Linked DNA regions of Homo sapiens: regions 1 and 3 are each linked to region 2. A link is a loop called in an ENCODE intact Hi-C map of the cell type or tissue named here. Cell type or tissue: heart left ventricle. All regions are shown on one strand.

Region 1 (8,000 bases), 240 kb before region 2:
ATGGCTCATCCACCCTGCTGGGCCCACAACACTGGAGGTGAGATCCTCCTTCCGCACCACCCTCGCCTCTGCGGAGACCCCGCAGCCGGAGCTCTGGAGCCGGTCCCCGCTGCACCCCAGCGGCCTCACCTCGGCTCTCATCCACATAGATGAGGTAGCGGTCCATCCCGTCCTGCTGCTCCAGCGTGTAGGCCACCCAGCAGCCCTCTGAGTCCCTCTCCTTGCAGGTCCTGCCCTTCACGGGGTTGTTCGACAGCTGCAGGCCCGGACACGCCGCGCTGCAGTTCTTCCCAAAGGGGCCCTTTTCGAACTTCAGGCACTCGGCGCAGGAGCTGCGGGGAGCCAGGTGTGAGCATCGGTGCCAGGGTGTGCGGGGGCTCCGGCAACGGGGGCTCGGGCTTGGGTGTGTGTCCACCAGGGGGGGCAGGTGGGGTTGGGGCGCCCTCAGGCCAAGGAGGGGGCCCAAGTGGGGCAGATGCGGGTGCAGCGGGTGAACTGGAAGCCTGATCCCAGGGCCCGCGGCAGGTGCGCACAGGAGGGAGGAGGGACACAGGGGCACGGCGGCCGCGGAGGGCCCCTCAGTCCAGACGCACCCGCAGAGAACCCCGCGGTGCAGAGGTGCTCACTGGGGTCCCCGAGTGAGCCCGGCTGCTGGGTAGGTGGCCGGGGAGTGGGGATCCCTGCCCGCCCTGCCTGCTCCGCCTGCACTCACATGTACTTGCCACAGGGTGAGGGGCAGCCGGGGCACTCCTGGCACAGAGGCAGCTGGTAGCCTGAATGGCACTCGCATACGTTGCAGCGGCACCGGCCACGACCACTACACTCAACACGCCGCGGGTTCAGGCAGCCCTCAGTGGTCCTCTCGCACTGGCACGCTGAGCCCTCAAAGCCCGGGTGGCAGCGGCACTTCCCGCAGAAGCAGAGCCCCCTCCCTGGAAGACGGGGCAGCACGGCTAAGCTCCTGCTTGGCCTGGGAACCGAGACCCGCCCGAAACCCCACTGCGGTTGCTCCCTCCGGCCCGCCTGCCTCCTCCAGCCTGGGGGATGTTCCTGAGCAAAAGGCATGGGGCCACTAGCCAGGCCCTTCTGCCCCCGCCAGCCACGTGGCCGCCTCCTGGCCAGTCTGGACCTCCCCTGCCCTGCTGTGAATGGGACCTCAATAGGGCTATGACCGTTCCTCCTGTGGGCCCTCCCCACAAGGACGCCTTGTCCTCATGGACACAGAAACTGAGGCAGGGCGGGGTGCAGGGCCATCCAAGTTCCTGCTGACGCCCGGTGGCTGGGCGAGACTTGCACTGTCTGTCCTCAGGATCCCCCCTTTCTGTTCCACTCGTTGAATGGTCCAGAACGCACCCCCCAACACCAAGTCTGTGCCGCAGGACGGCCGTTGTCCAGCAGGGACCCACGGGCTCACCCGGGCCGCCGCAGACCTGGCCGTTGTAGCGCTCACAGTTGATGGTGTCACACTCGCAGTACTGCCCGTATATCAGCTTGCCGGGGACGTCGCTGGTGTGGCACAGGCACTGCCCGCAGACACAGTCCCCCAGCCCTGAGCAGATGATGGAGTTGTTGTCCTTCCGGCAGCTTCCTTCCAGCTCCTGGCTGCTCCGGCCCTGTGTCTGGCACTCACAGTTTTTCCCAATGTAGCCAGTGTCACACCTGGGGACAGGAGGGGCCCCAAGGTCAGGCTCCCCCCAGTGATGTGGGACAAGGGACAGCCGCCCTGTCCTCCAGGCCCCTTGCCCTTGGTGGAGAACACCCCTATGGCACATTTTGCTTTCCTCGAGGCCTACTGAGCACTTGCCACGGACTAAATGTGCTCAAAACGTGCAGGGGCCCCGCGTTCCCTCCCCAGGATGTCCCGAGGGGAAAGCAGACACCTGGCCTTGGCCTGCGCATGCAGTGGCTCGGCAGGCTCACTGTGGAGCTGTGTTGCAGCCATGCACATGGCCTGTGCTGCGATACCGGTGCTCTGTGAGTGGCTGGTGTCTGCTCCTGCGTGCCCCACATGGTGGCCAGTGGGGACTCGGCACTGCCTCCTGCCACAGCCCCGCCCTCCCTCCTGCGTTCGTGCACTGACAGGCCAGGTTGTGGGAGAATGCAGGGACAAGGGGTTTTTACAGATGTGGAAGCTGGCATCAAGCCGCTGGCAGGCAGGAGCCACACACACCCTGAGGCATCCTCAGAGACGGCACTGCCACGGGCTCTCCTGCTCCCCAGAGGAGGAAGCTGCAGGACCGAGTGTCTGAGTACCTGTGGCAGGGCACCCCCCGACACCTGCCAAGTGTTCCGACTGAGTCACCCCTACAGTCCCGTGAAGAGGCCGCCCCAGGGCTGCACACCCAGGACAGTGGGCGGGGTGGCCACTGAGGCACGAGGACAGCAACAGAGACCACCAAGACCACAGAGACCATCATTGTCCTGAGATATGGGAGGAGGCTGGGGGCAGCAGGGACCTGAAGGTGAGGAAGGGCACTGCCACCAGGACGTGGATTGGCACTGCGGTCAGGACAGGGGAGGAGGTGACCAGAGCAAAGGGGGCAGAGTCCTGGGAGGTCAGCCTAGCAGCTCTGGCCAGGCAAGCAAGGAAAGGGGGACAGCCATCCAGCCCCCGGGCAGGCCGCCTGGCTGAGTGCCATGTGAACCTCCCCACTGGGTCCACCTGTCCCCCACTTCTCCCTGAGGTGGGGTGCCCACGCCTGGCAGGGGGTGTGCACGCCCAAGAGGTGGCCTATGGGGCCCAGGCTCCCAGAAGCCATCACCTGTCCCAGGAGGCTCTCTAGCCACCCATGCCCCAGGGCTGCCAGCCTGATGGCCTTGGGTCCCCAAGGTCAGAGAGAAGCCAGCTCCTAGGGTCAAGGAAGGTCGGGCAGAGAAAGTGACCCACTCAAGGCCATGGGCACGCCCAGCGGGGACTCCTTGTGCCCCTGAGATGGGCCTCCATCCTCTGGTGAGGGGGTCCTCCTGCCCACAAGTCCCCTGCCTTGGGTCCTCCATGGCCAGAGAGTGTAGAGTACAGGCTGGCATTGCTGGTGCCCTGGCTCAGGAGCACGGGTGAGGGCTTGCCGAGGGGTTCTGGGTTCCAATCCCAAATCTCCCCACCTCCTGCAGAAGGGGGCCCCCAGGATGCCTGCTCCGTGGGGTGGGGGAAGGGATGGAGCCACCTGCACCCACCTCACCTGCCGACACCTGCCCTGTGGGGTGGGGCTCGGGGATGGTTCAACAGGGACCTGCGCCCGCCTCACCTGCAGATGCCGCACTCCAAGAAGCCCTTGCCATGGCAGAGGCTGCGGTCTCTGCTCTGGTCCCGGCACCGGCACTCACACTGGGGAAGAACCTGCACGGTCACTATGTCCGTGAAGCCCAGCGCCCGGATGACAAACGACTGCTCCTGGATGCACTCTGTGGCCGTGACCTTCACCTGGAAGGTGATCTGCAGGGCAGTGCTGGGCTCAGGTGGGGACCCTCGGTGGCCAGGGTGGCAGCCCAGCTCCCAACCCTCACCTCCTGGCCTCTGCAGGGGTCCTGGGGGGTTCAGCGTGGGGAGGAAGGGGTGACCAGGAGCAGGAAGAGCTGATGCTCAGATCCGAGAGCCAAAGTCAGCCGGCAAGGAGGTGCTCTGCCCGCACTCCCGCACTGGCCGGCACCAGGATCTCCCCGGCCACACATCAGCAGAGACATGTGACACGCAGACAGCAAATCAGGAGAAGCTGAGCACACTCCCACTCAGACCACCCAACATGAGGGAAACGTTCTGGTGAGAATCCATGGGACAGCTGGGCGCCGCGGCTCACGCCTGTAATCCCAGCACTGTGGGAGGCCGAGGCGGGTAGATCATCTGAGGGCAAGAGTTTGAGACCAGCCTGGCCAACATGGCGAAACTCTGTCTCTACTAAAAATACAAAAATTAGCCGAGCGTGGTGGCACACGCCTGTAGTCCCAGCTACTCAGGAGGCTGAGTCAGGAGAATCACTTGGATTGTAGTGAGCCAAGATCGCACCAGTGCACTCCAGCCTGGGCGACAGAGCGAAACTCCATCTCAAAAAAAAAAAAAAAAAAAAAAATCCACAGGCAACATTTACCAAGAAACATGTTTGAAGGAATTCCAAAGTCATATTAAGAAAATGCAATGAAAGCAAGTGTCTTGCTGAATATTATTTCACAGCTAGCAAAAAAAAAAACAAAAAACAAAAAACAAAAAGAAACAACAAATGATTGGATAATAAACTTAAACCTGAAAGATTAGAGAAGGAACTCAGTGTCCATTCCTAACCACCTGTGTGGCCCATGCCTTAATGTTTCTGTCAAAAAAACAGAATGAAACACGCAGAAAATCATGACAACTAACCCTACCCAGGTTTGCCGTTTGCGCCTGTTCTGTGTGTCCGGCGTCTGCCCCCAGGGGGCGCAGCCATCACTCCATCCCTCAGTCTGCAGTGGCCTGACCCAGGGATTTGGGCTCCAGGTTGATGAGTAGGACTCTTGGGGGCCAAGGCGTGTGTGAAGAACCCTCCCAGCACCCTCTCACTGAGAAGCACCCTCTCGGCACCCTCTCACTGACGTTCCTGACATCAGCTTCACAAGGAAAGCGTCTGGCCTCGGCAGAGAGGATGTGAAGGAAAGAAACAGGGTCCTTCCAGTGGATGCTGCCTGCTCCCAGACAGCCTCTGATGCCTGTGTGCCCCTCCCTGCCCCCGTCAGAGTGCTGGGATGGGGACCCTGGCTCCTTCTGGCTGTCCCCAGGACCCCTCAGTGTGCTGGGATGGGGACCCTGGCTCCTTCTGGCTGTCCCCAGAGCCCCTCAGCAAGCTGGGATGGGGACCCTTGTGGCCAGGCTCACCGGGACATTGATCTGCACGCCATCACAGTCACCTCTGGGCTGGTTCCTGTGCGTCACTCCATTGCTGCAGAAGGAGTCGTAGGTGACTTTCAGGGTGTCGGGGAGGGCGTTGTGATCCAGGAAGACCCTGGAGGAGAGTTTCTGCGGGCAGAGAGCGGTTACTCTTGGGGGCGAGTGTTTCTGTTGTCCTGGCCCTGCCTGGCCCAGCGGTTTAGACCCGTCTCCACTTCTCCTCTCAGTGCAAGTCCCCAGTGTCAGCTAATGACACAGAGGAGAGCACAGCAGGATGTGCTGAGGATGGCAGGGCTGCCAGGGCCACAGTCCTGCCCTCGAGACAGCCTGACCACAGGGACTAGCATGGAGCCAGGGTGTGAGCCTCAGGGGTGGGAGCTTCTGCTGCTCCTCAGCCTTGAGTCCCCAGGACCTAGCACAGGGCAGGAGCTGCATAAATTGTTCAAGCGATAAGAGAGATGGGGAGAAACAGAGAGAGGCAGAGACAGACAGAGATGGGCAGAGCCAGAGCCAGAGACAGAGAGATGGAGAGAAACAGAGAGAGGCAGAGACAGAGACAGACAGAGATGGGGCAGAGACAGAGAGAGACAGACAGAGAGAGACAGAGAAAGAGAGACAAAGACTGAGAGACAGACGGAAATTGAGAGGAGGCAGAGGGACAGGTTCATAGGGGCATCGGGTGAATGGCCAGGGCAGTGGCGTCACCTGCATCCTCTGTGTAAGGACAGAAACACCTCGGGCAGTGGCTGGCACCCAGGAGGGTCTGCTCTGGGGGTTTGGGGCTCACGGGAGGCTACGAGAAGCAAATGGCACCTCCTCCACGGGCCTTCAGTTTAATTCAATGACCCAACGTTTGTCGGAGGCGCTAACGTGCTGAGCTCCCTCAAGCCAGCAGGACCTTTGGCCTAGAAGGATCCAGGCCAGAATTCTGAGAACATCTCTCACCTGGGGGTAGATTTCCAGAGCAGTCGGGACCTCTGGTGCCTGGGGCCCTGAATGGCACCTAGTGCGCACCTATGCCTACCTATGCCCACCAGGGCCATGGGCTCCCCAGGGGAGCAGCCCAGGGTGCAGCTCGATGGGCCGTGCACCAGGGAGAAATTCAGGGGTTAAGGGCTTCTCTGGAGCTTGCCCAGGACAGGTGAACAGAGCAAGAGGAATTCCACCCCCCAGGGTGTCTTCCCAGGGCCCAAGTCCACTGTGGGGGTTTCCTGTGGCCTCCTCCTGCCCCAGCTGCACTGTTTGCCACCAGAGCTGTCCACCTCCCTTCTCCATAGAGACCCGCAGAGAAGAGTCTGGAATGAAGAGTCCGGAGCTCAGGTTTCAGGGAGCATCGCCCACAACATCAACGAGAGAGGACCCAGAGCTCCCCGTGGAAGTGCCGGGCCAGGGTGTCCTGGAGGCCTGAGGGCAGGTCGGGAGGCTGCAGCTGGCCCACGGGGCAGGGGCTTTCCTCCCAGACCACCCTCCTGCTGACCTGCAGCAGGAGCTGACCTGCAGTGGGGAGATTGCTGGCCACCCCATGGGTCCCAGCTGAGTGGTGCGGGAGACTCACATTGTAAGCATTCTTAATGAGATGGACCACATTGCTGGAGTCCTCAGACAGCTCCCCCACGGCTGACTTGGGGATGATCTCGGTGAGTTTCTGTTGGGCAAGAAGACCAGACATGGCACGGCTAGGACCTGTGCCACGGCATCTCCACGCACTGGGCTCACCCCAGGGGCTTCTGCACCTGCAAAATGGCTGGGACGGTCCTCAACGCAGTTTTGCACTTGGTCCCCAGAGTGTGTGGTCAGTGATGTGTGGTAAGAGGTTCTTGGGGGTAAAAAGCCCTGAGCTGCCCAGGGGCCACGCCTGGAATACCAGTACTCGGGAGGCCGATGTGGGAAGATTGCCTGAGCCCAGGAGTTCAGGACCAGCCTGGGCAACATAAGAAGACCCCATCTCTACAAAAAGTACAAATATTAGAGTGGTGTGGCGTCACATGCCTGTAGTACCAGATACTCGGGAGGCTGAGGCAGGAGGATCACTTAAACCCAGGAGGTGGAGGTTGCAGTGAGCTGAGATCGCACCACTGCACTCCAGCCTGGGCGACAGAGCAAGACCTTGTCTCAAAAAAACAAAACAAAACAAAAAAAACCCAGGCCAGGCATGATGGCTCACGCCTGTGATCCCAGCACTTTGGGAGGCCAAAGTGGGTGGATCACTGAGGTCAGGAGTTTGAGACCAGCCTGGCCAACATGGTGAAACCCCGTCTCTACTAAAAATACAAAAATTAGCTGGGCGTGGTGGTGGGCACCTGTAAGCCCAGCTACTCAGGAGACTGAGGCAGGAGAACCCAGGAGGCGGAGGTCGCAATGAGCTGAGATCACACCATGGCACTCCAGCCTGGGCAACAAGAGCAAAACTCTGTCTCAATAAAATAAAATGAAATGAAATGAAATGAAATGAAATGAAATAAAAAAATAAATAAAATAAAATAAAATAAATAAAAAATAAAAAAAAAATTACTGTTGCATCATGAGGATAAGAAAAGAAAGCAAAGCCCTGAGCTGCAGCATTGTCCAGGCCTGCCCGTGTGAGTCCTCCTGCCTGCGGTGTGAGTGATCCCGCCTGCGGTGTGAGTGCTCCCGCCTGCGGTGTGAGTGATCCCGCCTGCAGTGTGAGTGATCCTGCCTGCGGTGTGACTGCTCCCGCCTGTGGTGTGAGTACTCCTGCCTGTGGTGTGAGTGATCCTGCCTGGTGGATTTCAAGCTCGCAATATCACTGGGTTGGGAGGACGTGCATGGTGGCCAGTGTTGGCCAGAATTTCCACCACACAGGTAGGGAATTCCTACCACCACACAGATGGTAGGCGGAAGTAGCCCCACGAGGGTGGATCACAGTAAAATCACCAGGAAGCCATCGGCTCTTGGCACTCTACTGAGTTTCCATGGGTGTTAAACAGCCCGGTGACATCGGTTCTGGCCGGCCAGATGCACAGGGGCGCAGCCAGCCTCCCCCATGCTCACACATGCTCAGCTTCTTTCATGGAAGATTGCGGCATCATTTCACCTTCCAGGAACACGGAGCAGATGGTCGGGTCACCTCCCCGCCCAAACCCTCCCATGACTGCCCTGCATGGGCCCAGTCCCTTCCATGGAGCTC
Region 2 (8,000 bases):
ACTGGTTCACTGCATTGTCTTTTCAAAGAACCAATGTTTATCTTTGTGTACCTGCCGTTATATGTAATTAATACAGGTTGAATTTCTTACTAGTTCCCTTTTTCTGTTTTCTTTGAGCTTACTTTGTTCTTCTCTCCCTGACTTGTTCAGGTAGGCACTCTTTAATTTTTTTACTCCTATTCTAGCTTGAGCACCGAGCTATAAAGGTCCCTCTGATGTACTGCTTTATCTGTGTGCCACACAATTCTGTACATAATCTTTTCTAGTTTTAAGTTCTAAGTGTTTTCTGTTTTCTCCTGTGATTATTTTCTTTTGTCTATGGATTATTTAGAAGTGTATTGCTGAACTCTCAGACATATGGGACTTTCTAGTTATACTTGGCTTGTTAATTTCTAGGCTCATGGTATTACGATCAGAGGATGAGCTCTGTCTGATTTCAGCCACCTGAAATATGTTGAGATTTTCTTTACGGCTGGGATATGGTCTATTTTTAGAAGTGGCTCATGTGTCCTTGAGGAGCTGATGTGTGATGCACTGTTAGGAGCAGCGTCTTGCATGTGACCACCATGCAGCTTGTTAATTGTGTTGTGCAGATCTTCCATCTCTCCACTGTTTTGTTTTTTCAGCCGCTGTCTGCTGTCTCTGTCACCTGCTCCTCTCCACTCCCTCCATGACAAAAAGACTCCGGTGTTTTTGACCATCTTTTATTGCGCCCCTACTGTGATCTTAGTCACGGGGCCAAGCACTCTACATCTGTTCCTCCATTTAATCCTCACGGCACCATCTGCGGCGGGTGTTCCTTGTGTCCTCGTCCTGTCCTCATAGGAGCAAGCCTGGAAGGGGCTGAGTCACTGTTCAAGTCACACGACTGCAAGGCTGAGGTCTAGGGTGGTGGCCTGGACCCCTCTTTCCTGGAAGCCATGCTTTTCCTGAAACCCCTTGCAATACTCCTGGCAAGTATGGCAGTTTTACCTCAGTTGGTATGAGTGTACTCAAATGGGAGGCAACCATTCTCACACTTGATGTTTAGACTTTGCAGCTTCCAAAACCCACTCTGCATATCACCTGCTCCCTCCTCAAAGTGGCTGGGCTTCCCATGCAGTTTCCCATCCTGCAGACGGCCCAGGGAGGTCAGATTTCTTGGCCAGGCTTGCAGAGTTGGTGGGACATGATGTGGGCACTAGAACCCAGTTCTGTAAATCTTGGTTTCATGTCCTTTCTGCTGTGTTTTTCTTTCTCTGTTTAGGCGGTGGACTTTTTGGTGTGTAAAGCTTCTAGAATGGATTTTACTTCTTTGTGGCTCTTTGGATTGAGGGAGGGGCTAGGTGCCATCTCCAGAGAAGCTTGTTCAGCTCATGCTCACTCGGGGCCCTTGCTCTCTGCCCACTGGGGAGGGGCTGTGGTGGAGCTGGATTCGGACTGAGTGGAGGCAACGCTGAAGGTCAGAGGCCAACGTCCTTGCACTTCTTGACACTCTCCACCCAGGCGTGGTGATTGGGACCGCTGGGGAGGGTGATTTGGGAGCTTGAATCTGGTGTGGGGATGATGGGGGTCATTGATAGTGGGGACAGTTCTGGACATGTGGCCCTCATTCTCTGTGCTGGACAAGATGACTCTGTGACCTGTAATTCCAGGCTGATAGAGCATTTTCAGTGACAGCCCATTTGACTTGATGGTGCTAGTGCAGGACACAGGTGAGCTTGTCTCTGTGTCTTAGGTCTGTCCCAGCAGACGAGCTGACGTGTGTTGTAGATGAATGTCAGCTGGTCACAGGTGGGAGGTTTGGAAGGTAGCCTCCAATCTCCTCTGAGGACTGCAGCAGCGACCGGGGCAGCAGGAACGCATTGTGATGGCCTGGCCAAGTCTGCATAGCGAGAGTCGAGCCACTTTCACGCGCACCTTATCCCACACTTCACCTCCTTCCTCCAGGTTCCCACTCAGAAACCCGCTCACCCCTGGACACACCTCCCAGAGACTTCTCTTTGGAACTCTGCAATGGAGAAACCCATTGCAGACTTCCCCTTCTTTTGGATATCAGTTTGCTTTTCAGGAAGAAAATTTTAATACTCCATATTGAGGTTTTATAATTATATTAGCATGTTGAAACATTTTCTCTAATGGCTTGCTGGTTGAAAACGCTTTCACACAGAGCAGAAACTAGATGGAGATACTGTTTCACAACCTCTGCTTCAGAAGCAGAGGTGGCCTGTAGCTTCCAAACCCGGGCAGAGCACGTGCAGGGATGGTGCGTCTCTGTATCTGGACTCACATTCACATGTGTGCATGTGTAGGGGTGTGTGCATATTGAATTGTAAAAAAGATGAGTACGTGTGAGATTCTGCCTGAGACTCCAGTCCTCAGTGTGTGGCCTGGTGCCGCTGATGCCGAGATGTTGGGCTGGCAGCGATCTGCCTCCGTCTGTCACAGGTGCCTCTACCTGCTGCAGGCAGACGGACGGAGACGTGATGGATTGCGCATATCCCCTTTACAGATTCGGAAGAGTACATTTAAAATAACTTAAATTTGTATTTAGAAGACTTTTCATGGAGAGTATTTATTGTTATAGAGTTCACTTCTGAAATGGTGACAAAGCTTTTGATACTGAATCAAACAAGTGTGAAGTTACCGAATCTCTCTGTTACACAGAGTGGAGCCTTTCAGGCTGGCATGGAGAGCTTAAGGGGCAACTGAAGGAGACACACTGGCCAAGCGCGGAGTTCTGCTTACTTCAGTCCTGCTGAGATACTCTCTCAGTCCGCTCGCACCGAAGGAAGCTGCCTTGGGATCAGAGCAGACATAAAGCTAGAAAAATTTCAAGGTGAGTAAAAACCTGTAAAGATCTGATCAAATCTGACTGGTAGAAATGCCTTTTTCTTGATATAAACCGCTTAATTAAGCCTTTTGGCTTGCCTTTGAAAGATGCTTTATTGAATACTTCCCGGCACAGATGATCTGTTACTGTTGGTTGATTTCTAATCTTACTGCAGCCTTAGCTCACCCATGAGTCCCTCCTGCTTGTTCTGGGGTGGTGCCTGCTGCCCTCCAGTGGCATGTGTGGCACCTGCTGCCCTCCAGTGGCATGTGTGGCACTTGCTGCCCTCTTTGGGGTCAGTTCACCATTTATTGAGTCAGTGCTTCATGCCGGGCACTAGACTTGGTGAAAGCCTTTTACCATCAATTATTATTTTCTTAGGAGTAATTAAAAGAAAATTTTCCTGTAATCCCAGCACATTGGGAGGCTGAGGCAGGCAGATTACTTGAGGCCAGGAGTTTGAGACCAGCCTGGCCAACGTGACGAAACCCCATCTCTACCAAAAATACAAAAATTAGCCAGGTGTGATGGTGCACGCTTGTAGTCCCAGCCTCGGGAGACTGAGGCAGGAGAATCGCTTGAACCCGGGAGGCAGAGGCTGCAGTGAGCTGAGATCATGCCGTTGCATTCCAGCCTGGGTGACAGAGCAAGACTCTTTCTCAAAAAAAAAAAGAAGAACATTTCTTTAGTACTTATTTTTGGCGACTATCTCATGATTCAGCGTCTGCTTTTGAGAGAAGTTGTGACAAATACTAAAATCCCAGTAAAATTAGTATGGTGTCAGATTAATTTACTTATGAGCAGCTGAGTGACTAACTCAGGAAGTCCAGTTGTACATTTCCAGGGAAGCTTTTTCATGGGTTCAGATGAGATGAGGGGAAAGAGAAGGTGTCAGAGGGCTGCTGCTGGCTGGAGGAACGCAGGTGTGCTCCTGTGTCCATTTGCTCTGTGGATACTGACGAGCGCCCACTGGGCCTCAGATGCCCTCTGGGCATGGCAGGGACCAGGCGCTCGCTTGGCAGCTCTCATGTGAGCCGCTCACTGGACACAGCCGTGCTCCCGCCTGGGAGTTCGGGATGGCATGCAGAGCTGTGGGGAGGGAGCGGTCACCAGGGCGTGAGTGTGGACAGATGGGAGTGGCTGGTGCAGAGCCATAGGTAGGGGGCGGTCACCAGGGCGTGAGCGTGGATGGATGAGAGTGGCTGGGAGCCTAGGGGGGACGCCGTCTTTGGGGAGTAGAGACACACCCATGTCTGACTACTGGGTTTTGAGTTTGTGCCAGCAAAGGTCCTGCTTGCCATTTCTGTCTGTAAATGTCAGGAATTTCAGGTAACTGGTTCCCTAGCGAGACCTTTAAAGGAGGCTTTATCTTCAACCGATGCTTTTTTTGGGGGGGTACACAGGCAGTCCAAGTATGGGAAGGTCAAAATCAGGTCACCTTTATCATGGCTTGTGCTGTGGGATGGGATTTTATTTTCAGCCACAGCGCTTCTTCTAGCTTAATTAGTGATAGGAAATCAGCTTCTCTGTAACCAGAGGTTATTGAAAGAATGAGGATCCCAGAGTTGGAATGAGTCTGAAAGAGACGTTGTGGTTTAATATTGCTAAGTTAAGTGTCGATTTGTGACTACCTATTTTTAACATGCCACAGAAGTAAAACATTGCATTAATTATGCCATATATGTGAAATAGCAAGTATTTTTATATAATATAACTGTGCATTGGAGAAATGAATTATTTATAATCCTTTGCACCAATAAATTGTTCTTAAAAGCATAGAAAAAATAATCAGGCCAGAAGGAGATATCTAAAGCATGTGCTGAGAAAGCAAAACTGAAGAGCTGGAAATTATAAAATATTACGACATGATGAGTCATATCTCCTCCTCCTGATTCTGTGTTACTAAATGCTAGCTGCGAATAGAAATCGTGTATTTCCTTTCTTTCATAAAATAAGAGCTAATTTCGGCAGCAAACAGTTTGGCGTGTTATTCTTTTCCCTTTTCAGGGTGGTTTAAATAAAAATAAATAAACATGAAAGATTTTGGCTGGAACATCTTTGGAAGCACGGCCGTCCTCAGCCTCACTGCACTGTCTGGTTTCCCTCTGAGCCTCCCTCCCGGGTCCTGCCTTAGTGCTGTCTGTGCCGTGTAGCCACAGGTCGCACTGCAGGGCTGTGGGGAGTTATTTTTAGTTTCAGGCAGACTCACTGTTTTTGCCTTTCTTTTTGCTTGAAAAGACTGAAGTTATTTCTTGTGTTTTTATACATGAGATTATCTTCTGAGGCTGGAACATCTTGGGGGGATACAATAGATAGAATTCCTATAGTAATTCCCCTGCGCAAGAGGAATTGCTGAGGAGGGCTTCGGGAAACCTTGACTCTTGTTGAAGCCTGGAAAGCTTTCTCAGTCTTTCTCATTGCCACCCCACACCACATCTTCTTTTTGTAACAAATATTTATTAACTCATCTTTTTATTTTAAAATGAAGTTCACAGAAGATATTACCTTATATAATTATAGCCATATAATGTTAAAAAGCAGTGTCATGCTGAAATGTAATATAAAGAGAAACTGAAGATACATAATAAAATAGTTTTCTATGCCACTGTATGGACATTTAGGCACTGCTGCTTTCACTCGGATCACTGAGTGGTGTGGGCCTGTCAGTGCAGGCAGATGTGGGGTAGGTACTGAGCTGGTGACCTGAAAACCATAAGCAATAGAGCTGAGTGGCATTACTTTCTGAAATGGTCAAACCTGAAGGAAGCAGTGTTCAGTCTTCCCTGTCTCTAGGTAGTCTCTGTATTTCTGGAACATTGAGTGTATGTTAAAAGTATAGAAAAATGCATTGTGTCAATCCAAAACTCAGCTGGGCTGGGCTTAGAGAATTATGAGCAGCCTTTCCACCTGCATGGAAGTCCTTTTGTGCAGGACAGTTCCTTGTTTCCGGGGTGGCCCTGCTCCCTCCAGGAGGTTTAGGAGTGCCCATGTCACCATGATGCCTACGCCACTTCTCATGTTGCTACCTGTTGCTACCACCGGGCATCGCTGCCGCCTCCTGCTCTGTGCACAGTGTGGTGTGGCCGCCTGACCGACTGGTCAGGAACTAAAGTTCTCTCGAAGCCTTGACTGAAAGGAGAAGTGAGGAGGGGCATGGAGCCCAGTGCCAAGAGGCAGCTGCGTCTTTAGGGGCTGGCACTTTTCAGAGGGGCTCTTGGGGCCAGAAGGAAAGAGCCGTCATTCAAGGCTTACACAGCGTGGAGGTGCCCTCCCTGGGGTGTCCTGTGTGCTGACCTCTGTCCTGGTGCCTGGCGGTGTCCTGGCGCAGAGCTCCGCAAGCCTCTGCGGGGCTCTTCTCTGTGTGGAGGTTCTCGAGATGGGCAGTCCGGGTGGATGGTCAGGCCAATGAGGGCCTTCGAATGAAGCACATTATTGTAAGGATGCTAATTCTGGATCCTCAGATATTGTGACAAAAACTTGACATTTTTCTTCCTTCAAAGTAATTTATTGACTAAAATAACCAACTGAGCAAAGGTGATGTTTTAGTATCTAAATATTCCAAAAGATTACTGAAATTTTAAAGTAAAAATTTGGCCAAGAACGAGAAGTCTCTGAATGTGCTTTTCTGGCATGACCCCTGTCACCAGGAAGCTGTCAGTGTGGTGTTGGGCCTGATTGATTCGCATCAGCTCAGGTGGCGTCCTATTGGAAGGTCGGCAGTGGGAGAGCAGCTGGCCAGGTCAGAGGATTCATTTCTGTCTGAAGCTTTGTGAGGAACTAAGATGGCTTTTCCAGTAGCCTCTGTCATTCCAGAGAGTTTTAAGATTGCTTTTATTTGTTCTTCTACCCTGGAACTAGGAAGCCAGACCCAAGAAATGTATCCACACCAGGTTTTGCCCATAGTTTTTAAAAATGTTGAATTTCTTTAACTTGAGGCCCTCACAATTTTCTGGGCCCCCATAAGTTATAGAACAGGGACCAGGCCTGCTACCTTGTGGGGGCTGGGTGGGCACTGGCTCCCCAGGGCACAGATCCTTCCTGTGGGTGGGCTTAGGGGATGTGAGGGATTCACTTTCAGATGTGACACTCCAGATGTGGGGTTGGTGGCACATTTTTTTTGTCCGGTTACATCCAAGTAAAAAGGAGGACAAATTCTTACTGAACCTATGCAGTAAACTCCATTGTCAGGAAGAGTAAAGTGTCTTAGCATGAGTGTTCCTGAATTCTGAAAGTTCAGGAGAGTAAGATGTTACCTAGAGAGTGTTTTATTTCAGCTTTGAAAGCAGAGTCTACTGGATTTAGGGCTAGAGATAGACGAAGAAGAAAGAGAAGGGGCTTCTTTGAGCGCACATTAGAAAATACACCATAAAAGAAAATACCGACAATCTTCCAAAGCCACAGTCAGCGTTTCCCTGCCAGCTCCTCCAGTCTTCCTTCCTTCCTGTCTGCTGGGTGGCGGCTCATCTGTCAAGTTTTCACAGTCATGTGCTTCTGGGCGCAAAGCCCTGGTGAGCCTGGCTCGTTTCCCTGGTGGAATCGGACAGTTGTCGAAGGGGTGTCAGCCTCTGTTCAGAAGCCTGAGCCCCTGATTCTGTTCCTTGAAGTGTCAGGAGTTAAGGTGCCTGTATTGAGCAGGGGCTGCCGTTGCTTCTGACTGAGGGTCCTCTTCAGGCCCACTGGCTCTTGGCAGAGCTCAGTTCCTTGTGACCATAGGCCTGTGGCGCTTGGCTCCTGGAGACTGCCCATAGCCCCTGCCCTGTGGCCCTCTTCCCAGCATGGCAGTTTGCCTCTCAAGGCGTATAGGCAGGGTCTCCCCTCTTCCTTTCCTCTCTGACTTCTCTCATCCTTCAGGGGTTTACCTGATCAGGCCAGGCCCACCCAGGAAAATCTCCCTTTTGATGAACTCAGTCAGCTGATGAGATGCCTTAATTGCATCTGTAAAATCCCTTCACCTTTGCCTTATGTAACACTATATCCCATCATGTTCACAGTTCCTCCCGCCTGCAAGGCAGGGGAGTGTACAAGGTGTGTACCCCAGGGGCAGGATGCTAACACTGCACTGACTGAGAAAAGAATTTGTCTTACCTGTACCTGACAGGTGTGTACCTGAAAGAGGTGTGTGCCCGACGGTGTGTGCGACCGATGGGTGTATGCTCGACAGTGGTGTGTGCGCCCACCGGGTGTGTGC
Region 3 (8,000 bases), 100 kb before region 2:
CACACTGTCTTCCACAATGGTTGAACTAATTTACACCCCACCAACAGTGTAAAAGCGTTCCTATTTCTCCACAACCTCATCAGCATCTGTTGTTTTTTGACTTTTTAGTAATAGCCATTCTGACTGGTGTCAGATGGTATCTCGTTGTGGTTTTGATTTCTCTAATGATCAGTGATGTTGAGCTTTTTTTGTGTGTGTTTGTTGGCCCCGCATGTATGTCTTCTTTTGAGAAGCATCTCTTCATGTCCTTTGCCCACTTTTTAATGGGATTGTTTTGTTTTTTCTCATAAATTTGTATAAGTTCCTTTTAGACTCTGGATATTAGACATTTGTCAGATGGATAGATTGCAAAAATTTTCTCCCCTTCTGTAAGTTGTCTTTTCACTCTGATGATAGTGTCTTTTGTTGTGCAGAAGCTCTTTAGTTAGATCCCATTTGTCAATTTTTTTCTTTTGTTGCCATTGCTTTTGGCATTTTCATCATGAAATCTTTGCCTGTGCCTATGTCCTGAATGGCATCGCCTAGATTTTCTTCTAGGGTTTTTATAGTTTTGGGTTTTACATGTAAGTCTTTAATCCATCTCAAGTTAATTTTTGTATATGGTGTAAGGAAAGGATCCAGTTTCAATTTTCTGCATATGGCTAGCCAGTTCTCCCAGCACCATTTGTTAAATAGGGACTCTTTTCCCCATTAGAAGCATTCCCCTTAAGATCAGGAGCAAGGCAGGGTGCCCACTGTCATCATTCTAGTCCACACTGTACAAGGCCTAGGAAAGGGTCACAGGAAAGACAAGAAAAAGAAATGAAAGGGGCTTAAAAAGATAGAGTGTCCATTTCTAGATAGAATGTCAACACACCAGGGCTGGGATCAGGGGCTCCACCCTCTTATCCTGCTGTGCAGTCGTCCTCAATATGTGGTTGCTAACTCCTAGTCTAGGATGGCCGCCCATGTGCCAGCCATCATGCTTGTCTTCCAGCCAACCGTAGAGAGGTAAATGAAAAGGAGGTATACCTCCTTCTCCCTGTTAGGACATTACTAGTGAGGCCTAGACCACTTTTACTTCCATCCCACTAGCCAGAGTATAATTGTATTGTTGGAGTTAGAATCCATCGTTTCTGGATGGCCCAAGTCCTTAACAAACGGAGGATGGGACGGGGGACCATTAGCTCAGCCTGGAGACAAACACACGGAACTGAAGGAAAAGCCCAGGCAGTGGGCAGACTGGTGGCCAAGCCAAGACCTGAGGTCCTCTCTCCCTGCGGGGAGCTGTGCTGGGCCGCCATTGTCTGCCACCATCCATGGCCTGCGCAGGCCTCCAGCCCCTCGGAGGCTAGTTCAGGAGGCTGGGGACAGCCTTGTTCGTTGATGGCACCTGGAGCAACGTGAGGGGTGCATGAGCACTGGCCGGGTTGTAGGACACCGAGTGACGTTGTGCCCCAGCGTCACTGGGAGAGATGCTGGAGCAGCGGTTTTGCCTTGCGGAGCTGTGTATTGGCGGGGAGGGCTTCTAGAAAATGTGCAGAGCACAGTTGGATTTTGTTATAAATTTCAGCAGGGATATTTTTAGCTCAAGGACTCAGGAGAAACCTGACTGTGCAGCCCCAAAGTCCCGAAGGTGCCGTCATAGCCTGGACACCGGCTGCACAGGCTCCACTGGGTCCAGGCAGCCGCCTTTGGGAGGGCCAAGCTCTAGGTCTTGAGGGGAGTTGAGGCCGCACAGCTCCTGTTATGGGCTTCGTGCGCCCTGGAAGGTTTTCCCTGCTGGGCACAGGGACCGCTGGGCCACAGTGAGGCACTGGCTCTACATTTAAGCCATGAGGATGTTGGGGCTACACTTGCTGCAGAAAGAAACAGACATTGCGCAGGGGACATGGCACTGGAGTCTGGCCTGCGCTGTGGCTGGGTGACAGCGCACAGGTCATCAGGGCCTCTGGAGTGGATATGGTCATTCCTGCAGGGGAGAGGACAGCGTGAGACGTGCCCATGGGAGGCACCTGTATTTCACTGAACGCCTTTCAGACAGTCTCAGAGAGATGGAAGAGCTGACAGCGTCTTCCAGAGGGAGTGGGGACGGGGTGGCCATCTGGCGGCCACGCCGGGCCTTGGCTTTCTTCGAGTTTCGGTAGAAGAATCCTCTGACCCCACCACAGGTCCAGCCCAGGCAGGGTCTCTGTGATGGTGGAGCCAGGAGGCCGTGACCTTGCAGATTTCTCCTCAAGCTCATTTGTAAGGAGGGAGTGGCCAGAGGACTGGAGGATGTTTTGCCATGGATGGGGCCTGCACAATAAATAGGCAGCTCTTGGAGGAAACGTGAGGTTTCATCCAGCAGACCCCCCAAGCCACTGCATCTAACGTCTGTCCTGCAGCTGGGGGAGGGGTGGTGAACTCGTCCTGTCACAAGGCAGGGACCAGGCAGTGAGGAGGTGCTCCGGGCTGGGTGCCGAGAGAGCGGGTCCTTCTGGAAAGGGCTGTGGACACAGCAGGGAGGCTGGGCATTCAGGTTAAAGTCAAACCAGACCAGATGTGCAGAGACTCTCAGGACGGACAGAGGGTCACACAGACACAGGGGCAGGAGTACTGAGCTGGGGCCTCCCCACCAAGCAGGGTCTCGGGCCGAGGGATCAGCCCTGGCAATGGAGCACGTGGGGAGAGTGCCTCCTCCCTGCACACATGGGCCCTGAGTCCACAGGGGCCACAAGATCCCCAGGCAGTGTGGCCCTGGCTTTCGGGACCTGGGGCCTCCCCAGGCATGTACACCGGAATCCCCTGAGCACCGCCAACGACAGGTACCCCACACCCAGGAGGGCATGTGGATGAGGAGAGGGGCTCAGGCAGGGCCTTTGCTGAAACGCCCAGGGGTTAAGATTTGCTTGTAGATAAAAAAATCCCTATTCTAGGAACTTACCTGGGATACCTATCCATTAAGATATGTGCCCCTAATACTGTGTCAACACCTCACCTCATCTTTGTGGAGGGTCCTTGCCCCCTGAGGAGAGGGGAAGAGTTGAGCTGGGTGGGCCAGAGCCCCCTGTACTCCTGGGTGCTCCCCAGCCTACACTCAGCTCTGGGTCCTGACCCTGTCTCCCTAGGCAGCCGGTTGCATCCCCTCTGTGCAGAATGTGAACCCCCAAGCAAGGCCCTGCTCCCCCTGGGCCCCAGAAGCCCCTGGGGGCCATAGGGTCCTGAGGAGTGACCGTCTGTCTGGGGGTCACAGCGTCCTGCGGAGGGACCGTCTGTCTGGGGGTCACAGGGTCCTGAGGAGGGACCGTCTGTCTGGGGGTCACAGGGTCCTGCGGAGGGACCGTCTGTCTGGGGGTCACAGCGTCCTGCGGAGGGACCGTCTGTCTGGGGGTCACAGCGTCCTGCGGAGGGACCGTCTGGGGGTCACAGGGTCCTGAGGAGTGACCGTCTGTCTGGGGGTCACAGCGTCCTGCGGAGTGACCGTCTGTCTGGGGGTCACAGCGTCCTGCGGAGGGACCGTCTGTCTGGGGGTCACAGGGTCCTGAGGAGGGACCGTCTGTCTGGGGGTCACAGCGTCCTGCGGAGTGACCGTCTGTCTGGGGGTCACAGCGTCCTGCGGAGGGACCGTCTGTCTGGGGGTCACAGCGTCCTGCGGAGTGACCGTCTGTCTGGGGGTCACAGCGTCCTGCGGAGTGACCGTCTGTCTGGGGGTCACAGCGTCCTGCGGAGGGACCGTCTGTCTGGGGGTCACAGGGTCCTGAGGAGGGACCGTCTGTCTGGGGGTCACAGCGTCCTGCGGAGTGACCGTCTGTCTGGGGGTCACAGCGTCCTGCGGAGGGACCGTCTGTCTGGGGGTCACAGCGTCCTGAGGAGTGACCGTCTGTCTGGGGGTCACAGCGTCCTGCAGAGGGACCGTCTGTCTGGGGGTCACAGGGTCCTGCGGAGGGACCGTCTGTCTGGGGGTCACAGGGTCCTGTGGAGGGGCCGCCTGCCTCTTCTGGCTTCTGGAGGTGCCTGGGGCTCCTTGGCTTGTGGCCACACTATCCCCATTCCTGCCTCTTAGTCTCTCATAAGACTTGTCATTGGATCTAGGGCACCCTCATCCCAAGATCCTTAACAGGCTGGCGTGGTGGCTCCTGCCTGTAATCCCAGCACTGTGGGAGGCTGAGGCAGACGGATCACCTGAGGTCAGGAGTATGAGACCAGCCTGGCCAACATGGCAAAGCCCTATCTCTACTAAAAATACAAAAATTAGCCAGGTATGGTGGCGTGTGCCTGTAGTCCCAGCTACTCGGGAGGCTGAGGCAGGAGAATCACTTGAACCCGGGAGGCAGAGGTTGCAGTGAGCTGAGATCGCGCCACTGCACTCTAGCCTGGGCAACAAGAGTGAAACTCCGTCTCAAAAAAAAAAAAAAAAATCCTTAACATAATGACCTCTGCAAAAACCCTATTTCCAAATAAGCCACATTGACAGGTTCCAGGGTTACGGTGTGGACATCTTGAGGGGTCACCATTCAGCCCACTCCAGAGGGGTCCATTGAGCTGGGTCCTCTGCAGGGCTGTGGCCTGTGCTGGGTGGAGACAGTCCTGGGGTGCTGGAGGCAAGCGGGGCTTCACTCAGGGCTGTATCTGGCTGCCTCCGAATCGCAACAGAAGCTCAACAAGCCTGGAGCTCCCTCAGGGGGCTCAGTGGCCTCTGAGACCTCCCATCTTCCATTTTCCCCTAGAGCTGGCCATGCCTGGGGACTCTGACCATGGGCCCCAGAGAGCGCTGCTCCCCTTTGGCCAGCGACAGGGTGGCCAGGCCCAGGATCTGGAGGGAGAAAGCTGCTGGCCTTCTCCAGGGTGCAGCCTGGAGCTTCCCTGCTCTTCTGCAGCTGTGCTCAGCTACGCTCCAGGGCTGCGCTGATTTCCGCTGTCAGTGACTTAAGCCAGCGTCCACGGCCAATCAGCACAGCACTTCTGCCTGCTGCCTGCTGGGTTCAGACCAGGCTGGGTCTGGTCCCTGACGGAGGATGCAGTTCTCATCCTTCAAGCACAAGCCTACAGGCAGCCCCTTGTCACCGAGCGTGACCCTGCCTCAAGGCCTCCTCCTCCCTCTCTTGAGTGAGTGGAGCAGAGCTGGCCGTGGCCTCCCTGCCTCCGCTGAGCCCACCACCAGTGGGTTTTGTTCGGGGCTAATGAGGCGCGGGAAAGGCGGAAGGTGCCGGCGTGACAGCTCAGAAGATGGAACTAATGAGACCTTGTTGCTGGACAAAGGTGGCATTCAGGGTGTCCTTTTGGCCTCGGCCCCCGACTCCCAAACGGGCCCCTCTAATCACAGATGGTTCCCGGACCTGTCCCAGCAAAGGGTCCTGAAGCCCCGGCTTTGCTGTGCAGAGGCTCCTCCCAACCTGGGTTTAGCCAGGCGCCTCCTCGCCTGCCCCACCCCCTGCATCTGGTCACCTCACCCCTCCAGGCGCAGTTTTGATGGAGAAAACCAGACGCTGTGGGAGCCCAGGCCGGCGTCTGAAGTCCGAGGTTCCAGGGGCCACAGAGCCCCGGCCTGGACTCACAGGGGAACTCCCTCACGGCAGGTGGGCCTCCTGGGTCTTTGTCTTCCTCATCAATTGGCAATAGCTAATCAGTGGTGGATTTCTGCAGGTTTGGCAGCTGCTGCTCCATTTGAAACAGCTTAAATGAGCTAAGAGCCAACTCAGCGGGTAAAACTGTAATCAGTGTACAAACAAATTGCACTTTCATTTAGTACATAAAGCACGGTAATGTTATGAGTGGATCAGAACTCACACGATTCAAGTTTACATTCAGAAGCCAGCAAAGCCGCTTTAGAATTACAAAGGGCAAGTTCCCAAGAGGTCTTGCTGAAATCTCAGCCTCTCCCCAAATGTTCATTTCCCACTTCCAACAACTCTCTAGAGTTTTGATGTGTGAATTGCCGAAACTTTTTAGGGCATTGCTTCTCCTGCTCCAGCAAGTGTGAGTCACTGAGTCCTGTGAAAATGCAGAATCGGATTCTGGCCTGGAGGGACCGTGTGTCTCTGAGCGTCTCACAGGGGTGCTGGTGCAGCCACACCATGCCCAGCATAGGCGCGCTGATCCTGAAAGCCCTTTGTGTCCTGGAAGCCCCTCCTGTTCGTGAAGGTTTGGAGAGAGGAGAAGGAAGTCCTGGGTTCCAGGGGCGGGGGGGCAGGGCGGGGTGCTGCAGACCAGGGGCAGCTGCGAGGGTCTCAGGGTGCAAAGCCATTCCCAGGGAACTGCAGACCTCACCGGGGCAGCCTGGCCTGCAGGGAGGTCCCAGGGGAGGCGACTGTGCTGGGCCAGGAAACCGCCTTCTCCTTCAGTGGAACACAATCCACACTCATGGCGGAAAACACAGGAAATCCATAAAGACGCAAAAGGAAGCCACGAACACTCTCATTTATTTAAAATTGGACAACTTATTTGAAATTGTCTATAAGGCAGACATATCTGAGACGCCAGATGGGGGCTGAGCGTACCGAGTAAAGAGGGGCTGACCCCAGACTTCTGATAGACAGGAAAACAGCAGTTCCCCTAAACCTCTGGGGCCCGGGCCCCCGACACACAGGCTCCTCAGTACTCTCTAAAGTATGCAAGGAGCTCGCTTGAGCACCAGGGGCAAGAACCCAAGAATCTGGGGCTCCTGGTGCCTGAGACTCTGAAGGTTGGGGTGCATGAGACCAGGCTTCTCCCACCTCAAACCGAACAGCCTCAGAGGACGGGGTCAGAGGCTGGGGGCCAGGGTCTCTGTGGAACCTGAAGGAACGGAGAGAGGGAGGGAGAGAAGCACCTGAGCCCTTCCCAGCAGGCAGGGCTCCAGCCCTGTGACCCACCCGTGCCCTCAGCTCCAGCCAGGGCGGGGGCTCATCGGCCCCTGCCCGGAGCTCCCCCACAGTTTACAGGGCACACAATTACCATCCCCACCCAGCAGGAGCCGGAGTAGAGAAGCAGAAATCCTTCCTTTGTTAATCATTTTCCATCAGAACTTCGTTTTGGCTTGGAAAGTAGGCCACGGCCAGGCTGCGGGGGGTGGGGAGGCCTGGACCCCCACGCGGCTGCTCTGAGCTCAGAAGGGTCAGCCGCCCAGTTGGAAGCGTTTTATTTTCTAACTCAAATACGTATTTATAGCAGAAGAGAGATGCTCCAAGGACGGGCTCCCTCCTGCCAGGAGCTGGAGCAACCCGGCCACTGTGCACACAGCTCTGGGGGAACGTCGCCTCACTGCCTGTCCTTGCCCCAGGCCCCTGCAGTGACAGACGGGGGCTGGCTTTTCCCCGAGTGAAAGTTGTCAGAACCAAAATGGAGACACTTGTGCTAGAACCCTGGCAACGGAGCCGGAGGTGGCCACGAAGGGGGTTCTCACACACGAATGCCTGATAACAAGAACGGAAAGACTGTGAAAAAATCCACAACCTGGCACAAAGGCTGCTGCAACCTCGCACAGAAATTGCTCTGGAGGACATCGAGGTGCCAGGTGCTGCTGTCCAATCACACCTGGAGCCTCCCTTGCTGCTGGTCTTGGGGAGGCGGGCTCCAGCTCGAAAGGAGGCACACAAAACTGCTGGGAAACGGGCCGGGCAGGCAGGGGCGGGGCCGGGCGGGTGAGGACATGGCTTCTGTGCGCACGGCCCGGCGCGATGGCTGGTGTGGACCCCTACCTTTGGAACACGTGGGGCCAGGCCGAGGGGGTTCCGCCACGTCTCCTGGGCAGAGCGCCAGCCTCAGTCACCGTGTCACTGTGTGTCCCTCCACACCCCGAGTCCTGGCAAACCAAGGCAGTGCAGGAGGACGCCTGGTGCCCAGGGTGATGGACATGGGTAGCACATGGGCCCCATGTGTCCGGGAGCCTGGGGCCTGGTGCACCAGGTCTCAGCTCCTTCCCACCGTGGGTTCTGGGCCAGTTGCAGGCAGAGAACAGAGCGGGTGCCTGGCTCAAGCCGGCCAGTGTCTCCCCCATGTCTCAGCTCCTTCCCACCGTGGGTTCTGGGCCAGTTGCAGGCAGAGAACAGAGCGGGTGCCTG

The links. A loop is a pair of places that touch in the nucleus more often than their neighbours do. Peaks named below come from ENCODE experiments on the same cell type or tissue, not always from the same donor. Only the 100,000 strongest peaks of a DNase experiment are listed, where the experiment ranks them.
Region 1: a loop joins it to region 2, with 3 times the contacts of the local background. A loop is called at or near these places in 24 of 110 quality-filtered maps.
Region 3: a loop joins it to region 2, with 2.3 times the contacts of the local background. A loop is called at or near these places in 3 of 110 quality-filtered maps.

Annotation. Positions count from the first base shown.
Region 1 is chr21:44,888,564-44,896,563 of GRCh38, forward strand. It overlaps ITGB2 (integrin subunit beta 2), which reads right to left. Exons shown (of 16, transcript NM_000211.5): 9 at 6,408-6,497; 10 at 4,841-4,981; 11 at 3,246-3,433; 12 at 1,415-1,659; 13 at 713-932; 14 at 130-332. Among named protein-coding and RNA genes, the nearest start is that of PTTG1IP, 19 kb to the left of the region's middle. In heart left ventricle, a CTCF peak has its summit at 4,398 (motif pointing right); DNase peaks (open chromatin) are centred at 2,068, 3,438, 4,418, 4,788 and 3 weaker places.
Region 2 is chr21:45,125,756-45,133,755 of GRCh38, forward strand. ADARB1 (adenosine deaminase RNA specific B1) reads left to right here. Exons shown (of 11, transcript NM_001112.4): 2 at 2,647-2,818. Among named protein-coding and RNA genes, the nearest start is that of ADARB1, 55 kb to the left of the region's middle. RefSeq lists an enhancer at 7,758-8,000. In heart left ventricle, CTCF peaks have their summits at 3,067 (motif pointing left) and 3,977; DNase peaks (open chromatin) are centred at 3,056 and 3,872; H3K4me3 peaks cover 686 bases; H3K27ac peaks cover 3,322 bases.
Region 3 is chr21:45,024,875-45,032,874 of GRCh38, forward strand. No RefSeq gene overlaps it. Among named protein-coding and RNA genes, the nearest start is that of PICSAR, 24 kb to the left of the region's middle. RefSeq lists enhancers at 3,540-4,039, 6,352-7,019. In heart left ventricle, no CTCF peak of the experiment used is centred here; a DNase peak (open chromatin) is centred at 4,883; H3K4me3 peaks cover 484 bases; H3K27ac peaks cover 590 bases.